Regions from separate parts of the Mus musculus genome. Here region 1 is linked to region 2. The links are chromatin loops, found by intact Hi-C in ENCODE. Cell type or tissue: left cerebral cortex. All regions are shown on one strand. Links, peaks and the distances in the headings refer to the core of each region. The heading gives the core; the rest is flanking DNA. Region 1 holds the start of Gm807 (predicted gene 807). Region 2 has its middle 24 kb from the start of Gm41036.

What was found. Hi-C counts contacts between places; a loop is a spot of excess contacts. Peaks named below come from ENCODE experiments on the same cell type or tissue, not always from the same donor. Only the 100,000 strongest peaks of a DNase experiment are listed, where the experiment ranks them.
Region 1: it touches region 2 in a loop (5-fold over the local background); 4 of 42 quality-filtered maps call a loop at or near these places.

What each region holds. Positions count from the first base shown.
Region 1 is chr13:99,096,730-99,102,104 of GRCm38, reverse strand. It overlaps Gm807 (predicted gene 807), which reads right to left and starts at 1,406. Exons shown (of 2, transcript NR_168041.1): 1 at 1,280-1,406. In left cerebral cortex, for the core only: no CTCF peak of the experiment used is centred there; DNase peaks (open chromatin) are centred at 363, 1,508, 2,770 and 5,067; H3K4me3 peaks cover 583 bases; H3K27ac peaks cover 3,260 bases.
Region 2 is chr13:99,149,722-99,155,096 of GRCm38, reverse strand. No RefSeq gene overlaps it. Among named protein-coding and RNA genes, the nearest start is that of Gm41036, 24 kb to the left of the region's middle. In left cerebral cortex, for the core only: a CTCF peak has its summit at 2,373; DNase peaks (open chromatin) are centred at 2,446, 2,636, 3,792 and 4,445; H3K27ac peaks cover 2,415 bases.

The DNA.
Region 1 (5,375 bases), core at 116-5,115, 53 kb after region 2:
AACACTGAAGCCAGGCATGGTGGCCCACACCTTTAATCTCAGCATTCAGGAGGCAGAGGCGGAAGGATCTCTGTGAGTTCCAGGCCAGCCTGGTTTACAGAGTGAGTTCCAGAACTACCAAGGCTACACAAAGAAACCCTGTCTTAAAAAATAAAATAAAATAAAATAAAATAAAATAAAATAGCTTCAAAGCCAAAAGCTTTGGGTGTGCAGTCTGGGAATCCAGACGAATATACTACCTCCTTGCAAAAAAATAGTCACAATTACCAAGTTCAGTGACAGCTTCGCTATAGACAGACTTCTCATTAAGCAACTTACAACAGTAGAATCTGCCGTGTAAAATGGAATCTGGCTGAATCTGATATATTTAGAAGTTCAGAGGCGTCCACCAAAGGCTTCTCAGAGGATGGACTCCCAGAGCAGGGCTTTAGAAGATGAATAGGAGTTTACCAAGGGACCGTGAAGAGAAAGCGGCAAAGAACTCTCAGCTTCTGAGAATGCAGATTGCATAAACCAAAGGCTTAGGAAGGAATTCCCAAACTCTGCTAGAACTCTAGGTGGAAAACAACAGGGTGGAGGATGGCAGGAGATAGCCTATTAAGATCTATGTGTGGCCAAAAAGGCTGGGCCAGTCACTGAGTCTGCGCCTTACACCGTATGTTAACCTAGATCAGGACACAGAGAAGGGAATGGATTTTTGAGGGTCCTCAAAGAGTGGCAGCCAGGAGCCTCTCACCTCAGATGAAGAGAGCTGTGGTTTTCTGGGACAGAGTGCGGAGACCTTGTGGTCTTTCTCTCCTGGAAAACCACCACCTCTCAGAGCTCCCAGTGTGGGTTATAGTGGGGGTGGGGATCCACATGGCCCCTTCGGTTGTCTAGCGCTCCGGATGGATTTCAACACTGCTTTGTGTAATGAGCGCTCTTGTAATTTGTGTAGCTTTGCCTGCCTTCTATGGGAATGATGGTTCTATGTTCACAGCATTTAGACTGTGCCTTTCAAACTCTGAGAAGATAGAGGCTTTGTTCAGTGGGTCTGGGTGGAGCGAGAGTATGAACTTCTTGTGGGGAGCTGCGGAGGTTTGGGGGACCGGGGATAGAACCCAGTACTGTGCCTACTAGGTGAACACTCCGCCACTCAGCTGCATCCTCAGCACTGCAGTGTGCTTCTAGCCAGCTCCCAGGAATGACACAAAGGACACTTGTTGCCTGGGCAAGAACTAACGGCTCCCCGGAGTGGAGGGTCCCAGCACACGCCCAATTTCTGCTTCCTAGTACTTACAAAAGAACTCCACATCCCGTGGCCCCGGGTTCCCGGTCGAGAAGAGAGCTTTGGTGAAAGTCCCCTTCTCTTAAAACTGCTCATTTTCCATGGCAATGCACACCACTGTGCAGTCCGAATGGAGAGCAAAAACCACATCCTTCCGACGGACACTGAATAACCAGAAAGAGCCAATCAGGCTTCGACATGCTAATGAGTGTCCTTGGTAGCCTCTGAATAATTGATCAACAGAACCGTTCAGTGTTTGCTGCTCTCGCCGGCTCTGCTCATTATGGAAGATGATTCATTCAGTTCTAGGGAACAGATTGTTCCACGGTCTAACTCCACTTCCCTTGCTAGGGTTTTTTCTGTTTTTTGTTTTTTTAAATAAAACCCGTGCACCTGTGAGACTCATATGCATGCAAGTGCTCATGGAATAAGAATGAGGGAATTCATTTGTGTTCCACGGCCCACAATGGCAGTAACCTCTCAGGGCTCTGCCAAGCTTTGGGAATAATTTCTTTCCTCAGAGAGGACAGAAGATATAGATGTGTCAAGTCTCCGCTGGATGGGGAGACAGCAAGAGCAAGCTGAATTGAAATGAGACCATCTTCCCCAATAAAGCTCGCTATTCACTAGGCTAGGCAAACCATCAGTATCAAATTGTATGCCTGCATTTCAGGGTGTGCATTTGGGAGCTAATTTGGTGTGACCAGTCTCTTTTAGTCACGTGTCCCTGAGTGCTTAAGGAGACCCTGAGAATTGGAACCAAGAAGTTTGATTTTGCTCTCAGTGCCTGACGGTTGAACAAGCTACTGTGGCTTGCCTAGAACCCTTTCCATCCCCCAACTTTGGCAACTTCTCTATTTCTTCTTACCACCTCTTCCTTTCAGTGAAACGATGTGTCTGTGTGTGTGTATGTGTGTATGTGTGTGTGTGTGTGTCTGTGTGTCTGTGTGTCTGTGTGTGTGTATGTGTGTGTGTTCTATAAATCTGATAAAAACTAAGCCTGTCTCTGTGTGTCCCTGAAGCAATTGGCATAGTTATCACAGTTGGCACAGTTGGCACAGCTGGCACCTGTGCAGATCTAGCCTAGATGAAATCTAGGGTCACAGCCCAAGGTATGAGAACCTCAACTTTGTCCTTCAAGAATAAAAGAGACAAGTTGCCCAGGATCCCTAATTATGCCAAGTCCCAGGGACAAGCCCTGGGAAATATCATCTATCCTTAGTCCTGAATCCTGCTCCAGTTTCCAGACACAAATGCAAGACAGCCCATTCCCAGAGGACAATCTGAAAGGGTTGGGCGTGGAGCTGGACCCAGCAGGTTCTCGCTGGCATGTCTCCAGCAAGGCGGTAGATGGAACTGAGCTCTGGGTGGGTCTTCCTAAGACTAAAATTCTCCACCAGACTGCAAAATACTAGCTCCTAGGGAACCCTGGAATTCATGATGGTCAGCTCCGGTAGGGATTGACTGATGGATGAGAACACTGTCATCATTCCACAAGTTAACTCTTAGGGTTTGATGAGTCACTATCCCCAGAGAGGAGACAGCGTCAAGAATCTGCTTCAGTACATTGCTTCGAGCCTGTCAATCACAGGTGGAACGGAGGAGCTAGAAGGTGGAGATGATAAGCCCTTCTCCTTTCCCTGCTTCTTCTAGCATACACTGCCTGCTGTGGACGTTTGGCCCAGCTGGGGCCCTTTCTCGTGGCACTCCCTGATTTGCATTTGGAAGACGCGGTATCTCTCTGTTCTGGCTGACTCTGGATATCTGAGAGACTGAGGATATTGGTGGAGACTCTTCCATTCCCAACCTTATCGATGCTTTGAAGCCCCGTGTTCCCTTGAATGCAGAGAGCTGTCCTGTGCCCCGACATGGGATGGACAAGGGAGAGAAGATAACACACTCTGGGTAGGGAGAACATGTCGTGGCGATGCAAGGGGTTACTCCGCCACAGCTTACTTGGCACTGGGGTAAAGCCAGAACTGCTTTGGCTACACAGAGAGAAGGCACTGCCCAGAACTTAGAAAGGCAGACTATAGATGCCAGTGTTGGAAAAGGACTTCCCTTGGAAGAGCAGGCACCACCCACCTGCGATCCAAGTCCCAGCTGCTGTAACCCCTAACCCCATCTTTCCTTCAGAACGTTGCCTAGTGTGCTTGAAAAACTTGCATTCATCTGGGTCTTCTGAGAATTGATATCAAGGAAGGACAGAATGAGCAAAGCTTCTGAGTGAAGCTATCTAAAGGAACAAAGTATGAAAAGAGCCAAGAAGGTTGGGAGGTGCATCTCGGAGAGGCAAGGATGGCCCTAGGTGAAGAACACATGGAGATGGTGGGCACTTCCTAGACTGACACACATCACAGGGGTCAGAAAAGATTCAACAAAGTCCTTGAGTAACCAAAGATAGCCTTCATTACCAGAAATGGTCCTGCCAAGGCTCACCATATGAAGCAGAAAACCACCTACGGGGACCACACTTATGCCCTCAGCCAGATGCACGGATGCCATTCCTGTGTCTTGGTTAAGGTTTCTATTGCTGTGAAGAGACGCCATGACTAAGGCAACTCTTAAAAAGGAACGGGAGCTGGCTTACTGTTTGAGGTTTACTCCATTATCATCATGGTGAGAAGCATGGCAGCATGCAGACAGACATTCATGGTGCTGGAGAGGGAGCTGAGAGTTCTATGTCCAAGTCAGCAGGCAGCAGAAAGAGACAGTGAGCCACTAGGCCTGGCTTGAGTTTATGAGACCTCAAAACCCACCCCCCTAGTGACATATCTCCTCCAACAAAGTCACACCCACTCTAACAAGGCCACACCCCCAAATAGTGCCACTCCCTATGGGCCTCTGGGGACCATTTTCATTCAAACCACCCCAGTGTGCTTGGCCCTCCCTACCTGAGTCTCTGTGCATTGCAACAGTGAAAGGTGGCCTGGCTCAGGCAACTTTCATCCCAGAGCAGGGAGAAAAGACCACAAGCAAGCAGCATGGGACAGAACAGAGAGGCCAAGGCCGGAAGCCTTGAGTGCAGAAACTCATGCCTGCTCTCTGTGGTACCTGGGGCAGCCTTTAGACCAGGAATTACAGACAACAGCCTGGGCCTGCAGGGGAAGCATGGGCTGGATATGCAGTAGTTTGTTCATTTTAACCCCAAATTTAGCTATGCTCAAGTTAACAACCAGCCTCCTGAGCATGGTGGTGCATGCCTGTAATCCCAGGCTTACCGGAAGGAAAGCACAGAGATTGAAAGCTGAAGGCCGAGCTGGGCTGCCCAGCAAGACCCTGTCTCCATGATGGTGATGATGATGACAATGACGGTGATGATGATGATGATAGCAACCAATTAAAAAAAATCTAACTAACCAACTTAAATGGTCAGTAGTTCTTTCCTGAAGTCTATTCCCATTCTGTACCTAGCCCCTAATGACCCTTAAACACCAATCAGAAAAGGAGAGGAACACATGATAGGAACAGATAATTAGAGATGCTCACTGATTCCACACGCCATTGATGCCCTTCTTCCCCCCTCCCCTCCCAAAATAAAACCAATAGCAGTTCGAAGGCAGTTGGAAATAACTATTTTGGAGAACCTTGAGAAAATGGCTAAAAATGCCATAAAACGTCGAGTGTTGGATTGATTCGCAGCGACAGGGACTAGAGCCTCAGGGATGTAGCCTTCACTTGATTGGGAGCTCCTGCAGTCAGCCTGGGGCTCTGCTGGACTATCACAGGGCTGCATCCCTGCTCTCTGCTGTCTAATGCTACCCTGAAGAGGAGGCAGGATGTTGCCATGGAAAGCCCTTAGTGCTGGCAATTCAAAGCCAGGCTATTTTCAGTTTGAGATCAGCAGATGCAAACTCTGTATCATGTGGTCAGGCTTTGATGTAACTATATGCAGGGATTCCCAACACCCATGCAATACACACACACACACACACACACACACACACACACACACACACACGCATGCATGCGTGCATCAAGAAAACAGAGAACCAACCAAGCAAAGCTTCTGATGATAGATTTATTTCACACTCAATTCTCTTTTTGATAATGTGAGATCTGAACCTGAGAAGTGCTGAGGACGATAGAATCTGCCTTCTTCTACATC
Region 2 (5,375 bases), core at 211-5,210:
ATGTGTTTACATATTAATTTGCAGGTATATTGCTGTGCTTTGGATATGACATGTCTCCCATAGGTTCAGTTGTTGAATATTTAGCTCCCAGCTGCTAGTGTTGTCTGGGAGGTCATGGACCAAGGGCTGTGGTCTGGCTAGCAAGGGTGTGTTGCTAGGAGGAGGCCTTGCAAGTCATACCTGCTTCTGGTTCCCACTGCCAAAGAGCTTCTAGGTCCACACTGTGTCTCATGCTTCCACTGCTAGAGATGAGCTGTTTCAGCCAGCATGCCTTCTCCACCATGACAGACAGTCTCCTCTGAAACTGTGAGCTGAAATAAACCTCTCCTGTCTGGAGACACGTGTGTCAAGTATTTGGTCATAACAATGAGAAAAAGTAACTAATTCATATAGACACAGCTCAATGGGTTTTGCTGTTGTTGTTATTGTTATTCTCTTCAATAGCCACAAACCATCACTACAGGCAGATTCATTAGGCAGACTTCTACAGTAATTTTAATCTTAGTCATTGCTGGTATCTAACAGAACATCCTTGTTCTTTGGCAGCCTCAAAGGAAGTATATAAGGCAAACACCAAACAGCAACACCTTAACCATCTTCGCAACCCAACACTCCTTAAGAACTGAGGTGCTGCCGATAACAGTAAACTGCTGTGTGGATGGGGCTGGGGGTCTAGTGATAGCTAGCTTTGGATTCCTTTTTAGAAATGTTTACCATTGCCTGGTGTAGTGGCACATGCCCTTAGTTCCAGCACTTGGGAGGCAGAGATAGGTAGGTTTCTGTGAGTTCAAGGCCAGCCTGGTCTATAGCTTGAGGTCCAGAACAGCCAGAGCTACATAAAGAGACCCTGTCTCAAAAACCAGCATCAACAACAGAAGAGCTGCTTGCCCATCCCAGGAGAGAAGGAAAGTTACCTACATAGATGAAGCTGTCTTCATGCCTTTGCTGTTTGTAAGGCAGGATACAGGGATTTTTGTCAGGGCCAGCAGCCAGCCAACCCGGGACTGAGGGGTCTCTCTGCTTCTCTCCCTGTGGCTATCTAGTGTCCCCAAGAGTCATTCCAACCCTCCATCCCCCTGGAGTCTTTCTGCCTCTGTTACCCAGCCTGAGTCCACAGCTTCCAGAGATCAGTTTCCCACCTTCTCAGAACACGTCTCCTGAGAAGGCACAGGAAGGCTCATTTCTCCTGAAGCGTGGTTTTGGGGTTTTTTTTTTGGGGGGGGGTTGTTTTTCTTGTCATAAAGCAAGTTTCTAGTTTCCAACATTTTTAACTCAGAGCCCTGCTCAGCCACTCCTGTAACCTCAAGAAAATCCTTGCCAGGTAGTTTTCTTATGGGCAAATGAGACTTCCAAGGTCCTCAAAGGCTTTGAAGTTGGAGGATTGGCCCAAGGAGAACTAGCTTTGGTGTATTGTACAGAGCCACCCTAATGACAGCCTGTTGGGTTCTACACGCAGTTTCAGGGGTCCCTGGAAGGTGAAATCTGTGGGGTGTCACTAGAAAAAGATGCCGATCTTGATCTCTGATTTCCTCGATCCTAGTCACTCACATGTGCACCTGTTCTTCACATATACATGGAACTCTGATGGTGGCTGAGGTGGGGGAAGGAAATGGCTAGCACATTTGAGGCAATCTTGAATCCAGGTCATTTCCCTCAGCTGACTTATGCAGGGCCGAGCACAGGCCGCTATGTAACATACACGGTTAGATTCATACAGGAAACGGCACAGCTTCCAAATCACGCACTCGAGATCTTGACTGCATTTCTGTTGGTTTGTGTCTGGCTGACCTTAGGAAGGTCTTAACATTTCTGATTTTCCATGTTTTCCATTAAATAAGTACAGCGTCTCTTATCCCATGTAGCTCCGTTAGAACAGCGCTTGCGTAGTAGCTCTCTTGAAGCCCCGGGATTCAATCACCAGTGAGTGAAGCATAAAACTGGTCAGAGCAGTGAGTATCTATAATCCCAGCATTCAGTGGGGGGAAGATTAGAGGATTGGACGCTCAAGGTCACTCTCAGCTACACAGTGAGCTTGAAGCCAGCCTGGGTAACACGAAAATCTCTCCGGAAAAATAAAAGCTGGGGAGTGGGGAGAGGAAGGAAGGAGGGTGAGAATGAAGGTCCTTCAGAGTTCTTTAACGGTGAACAGTTTGTGTTGGACTAACACAGTAGCACTTTGTGGAGAGCTGCTGAGGTTCAGGAATCCAGCATGGGGGCTTCCCAAGCTACACCTGTCACCAAAACTGGCAGGAGCCAGATTGCCCTGCCTGTCCTAGACCTTCAGCGTAACCCCGCATGGTTCCCGTGGCTCCCGCTGCTGCTCTGATCCTTCTTAGGTCCCGCAAATCAAACGGGGACACCTACTGGTGCCCTCTCTCATGCCTGCAACTTCCTCGCTGGCTCTGGGAACGCTTTTTCTCCACGCTGCTTGAAGCATCAGCTTTGAGGACTCTCTCCACCCTAGGGTAAAGCAGCCTTTACGCTCGGTTCTGAAAACAGACCGGTGTGGCTTCCTCTGTACTCAGCTTTCCCTGTAGGCTCGCCGTCCCATCCTTCCAGCCCCAAGCCGCAGCCTCCCTCTGCTCTAGACCTTATAGACAACCTTTGGGCCACCTGCTGAGTTCTCACTTCTGGTGTGAGTCAAGTTCCTGTTACCGGCTGAGTCATCCTCTGGGCATCTTGTTTTGGCTCAGATTCCCAGCGGTGTCTGAGGTCCAGACCTGTGGTCTCAGCCTTGGCTGCACATTTGAATAAAGGGGAGAACTGATCAAATTGATCTTGAGCAAGTCCGGGGTGAGCATTTTTAACAGCCCCTCGATTCACTTCGCACGGGAACTGTCTCCTGAAATCCCGGCAAGGTTTTGCCTCCAACACCAAAAACAGTAAGCACAGAGTAAAAACTGAAAATGTAATCTCAAACAAGAATGGAAGAGGGTGATATATTCCTTACCTCTCATAACTGTCCGCAAATATTAACTTCTGAATTGACAATTTTGCAAACAGGGGCTGCAAATAAGCCCTTTCAGCCTTTTCGACTTTCAGATTTGAAAGTCATTTGAATCCTCACAAGGTCATTGTCATCTATTAAGATCAAATTTAAAGAGAAATGAGAGAGGGTGGGGTACTTGCTGCTCTTCCAGAGGTAAGTTATGTTTCCAGCTCCCATGTTCTATAACTTCTGTCTATAACTCTGGCTCCAGGGACTTGATTCCCCTTTCTGGCCTTTTCAGATCTCCCCCCCCCCTCTCACACACACACACTCTCTCTCTCTCACACACACACACTCTATCTCTCACACACACACTCTCTCTCACACACACTCTCCCTCTTGCTCTTTCTCTCTCTCTCTCTCTCTCTCTCTCTCTCTCTCTCTCTCTCTCTCTCACACACACACACACACACACACACACACACACAGAGGGGGGGGGGTGGGAATGAAGGAATTAGGGCCTCTTGAAGGATGTGACTCCTGGTTTGGTTATTCAGTCTTTCTGAGACGATGGGGTAAATATCAATTTTTAAATTCTGCCTATTTCAAGTGTTTGGTTCACTCGGTGATGTGAACTATCCGATGACAAACTTAGCAGTAAAAGTGATAACAGCTGAGAAGTGTTTATCTTCCTTTCATGGCCCCACCTGTGGGGTACATAAAACGCAATAGAACAGTGGAAAAGACTGGAAAGAGCAGCTGAACATGGCTCTGTTTGTGTACCATAAACAGACCACCCAAGTTGTAAGGTTAGACAGTGGCAACCATGGGAACCACGGACACACGATGCTGCTGCTCCTCCTACAGCTTCACGAGTGAAAACCATGAGAGGTCTTACGTCAGACTGCCATCTGGAATATAAACTGGAAGTATAAAGACACTGAGAAGTGAAAACCCCCTCCCTTCCGAGAGGCACGGGCCTATCACAGTTAATGGTCAATTAATGTGGAGTCGGGAACCAACTTGGGGGATGTCTTGGGGTAGGATTCAGGAAAATCACAGGAGGAAAAGAGGCATATGGGCACAAAACTGTGCCTTTAACTGGAAACTGAGGGAGGGGCGTGTCCTTCCATGCCCTGGTGCAGTATGTATGTTATGACATCATCATCCCCCACGCCCGTTCTTTGATCTCGTTGATGGGAGGGTCACAATGCCAACAAAAGGGGGTCAGGTTTTTTTGGTCCCAAGCTTTGCAGGTAAGTGTCTTTGACTACTGTTTGCCCACTCCAACCGACAATGCACCAAGTCTGCCTCTGCCAGGGCCTGTGCCAAAAGGTCAGGCCTCGCCTTAAAGAGACTTGGCATGTGAACTTAGGGAATGGTTGAGAGCTCAGCTAAGCTTCACAGATGAATCCCATGCACTCTGGTGAGTAGAAAACAGCCTCTCTGTCTCAGCCACTCTCAGGATCTAGCAGTCTGTGTCACTGGTCTGTCCCAGGGGGGGCCTTTCCCTCTGCCTGAAATCGAGTCTCTACTCTTAGCATAACTTCTGCCTTAGCAAACTCCTTTCTCCCCGGCTATCCAGATGGACACATTGTTACGTCACACGTCCACTACCTCTGTTCCTGGTCTATTTTATAGGCCTTATCACTATGTATAGTTATTTTATTATTTCTGCTTCCCTTCAACCAGCCTGTGTCCTCTGCCTGCTACCCCTCCAACATGCGCATGCTCTCTAAGTTCCACCAATTATCCTTACCTAGGTCCTCAGCATCACCTCGGTGCTCCTTTTCAACAAGTCTAAGCAAATGCTGAATTCATTTACCACCTTGGCTCTAAAAAGGTAACTTTTTGCTCTCTGCAAGGAAAAGGGAGGCGGGTAGAACTGAATAGCAGAAAGGGAATAAATGTGTCGGTCCATCCGGTCCATCTGTCAGTCACGGCCTCTGCGATTTCCTGCTGTGTGTCCATTAGTAAGACCCCCGCAGTACTTTCAGGATCACTGAAGGAAACTTTTCCACCTTAAGTGTGAAAGCCAGTAGCTACACAGAGGCCACTGAAGTGCAGAGGTCACCACAAACGCCTGAGAGTTAAACACGGAGTGATTTTTCTTTCCTTAGAGAGAGGGAAAACTTTGATGCGGACAGATCTAAAAAATCTCTTGATCTCTTTAAGGAGAGACAGGCTGCATCTTCTCCTCCTCTGCCATTTTATCATTTTGAATTCAAACTTGAATTCTTCCCCCGGCTTCCAATTAAACCACAGTCTGCCGGCTGTGCCCCTCCCCCTCCCACTTCTGCAGGCCGCTCTAAAGCTGAAAGACTTTGAACAGAATCTTTCTTGTCAATCCTTTTTGTTGAAGAGAATAAAGAAGGCCAGCCTTTGCTGAGAGAGGGTCTCTAGACTCCCGGTCACTCCTCCATACTCCATTCAGCTCATACTGGAC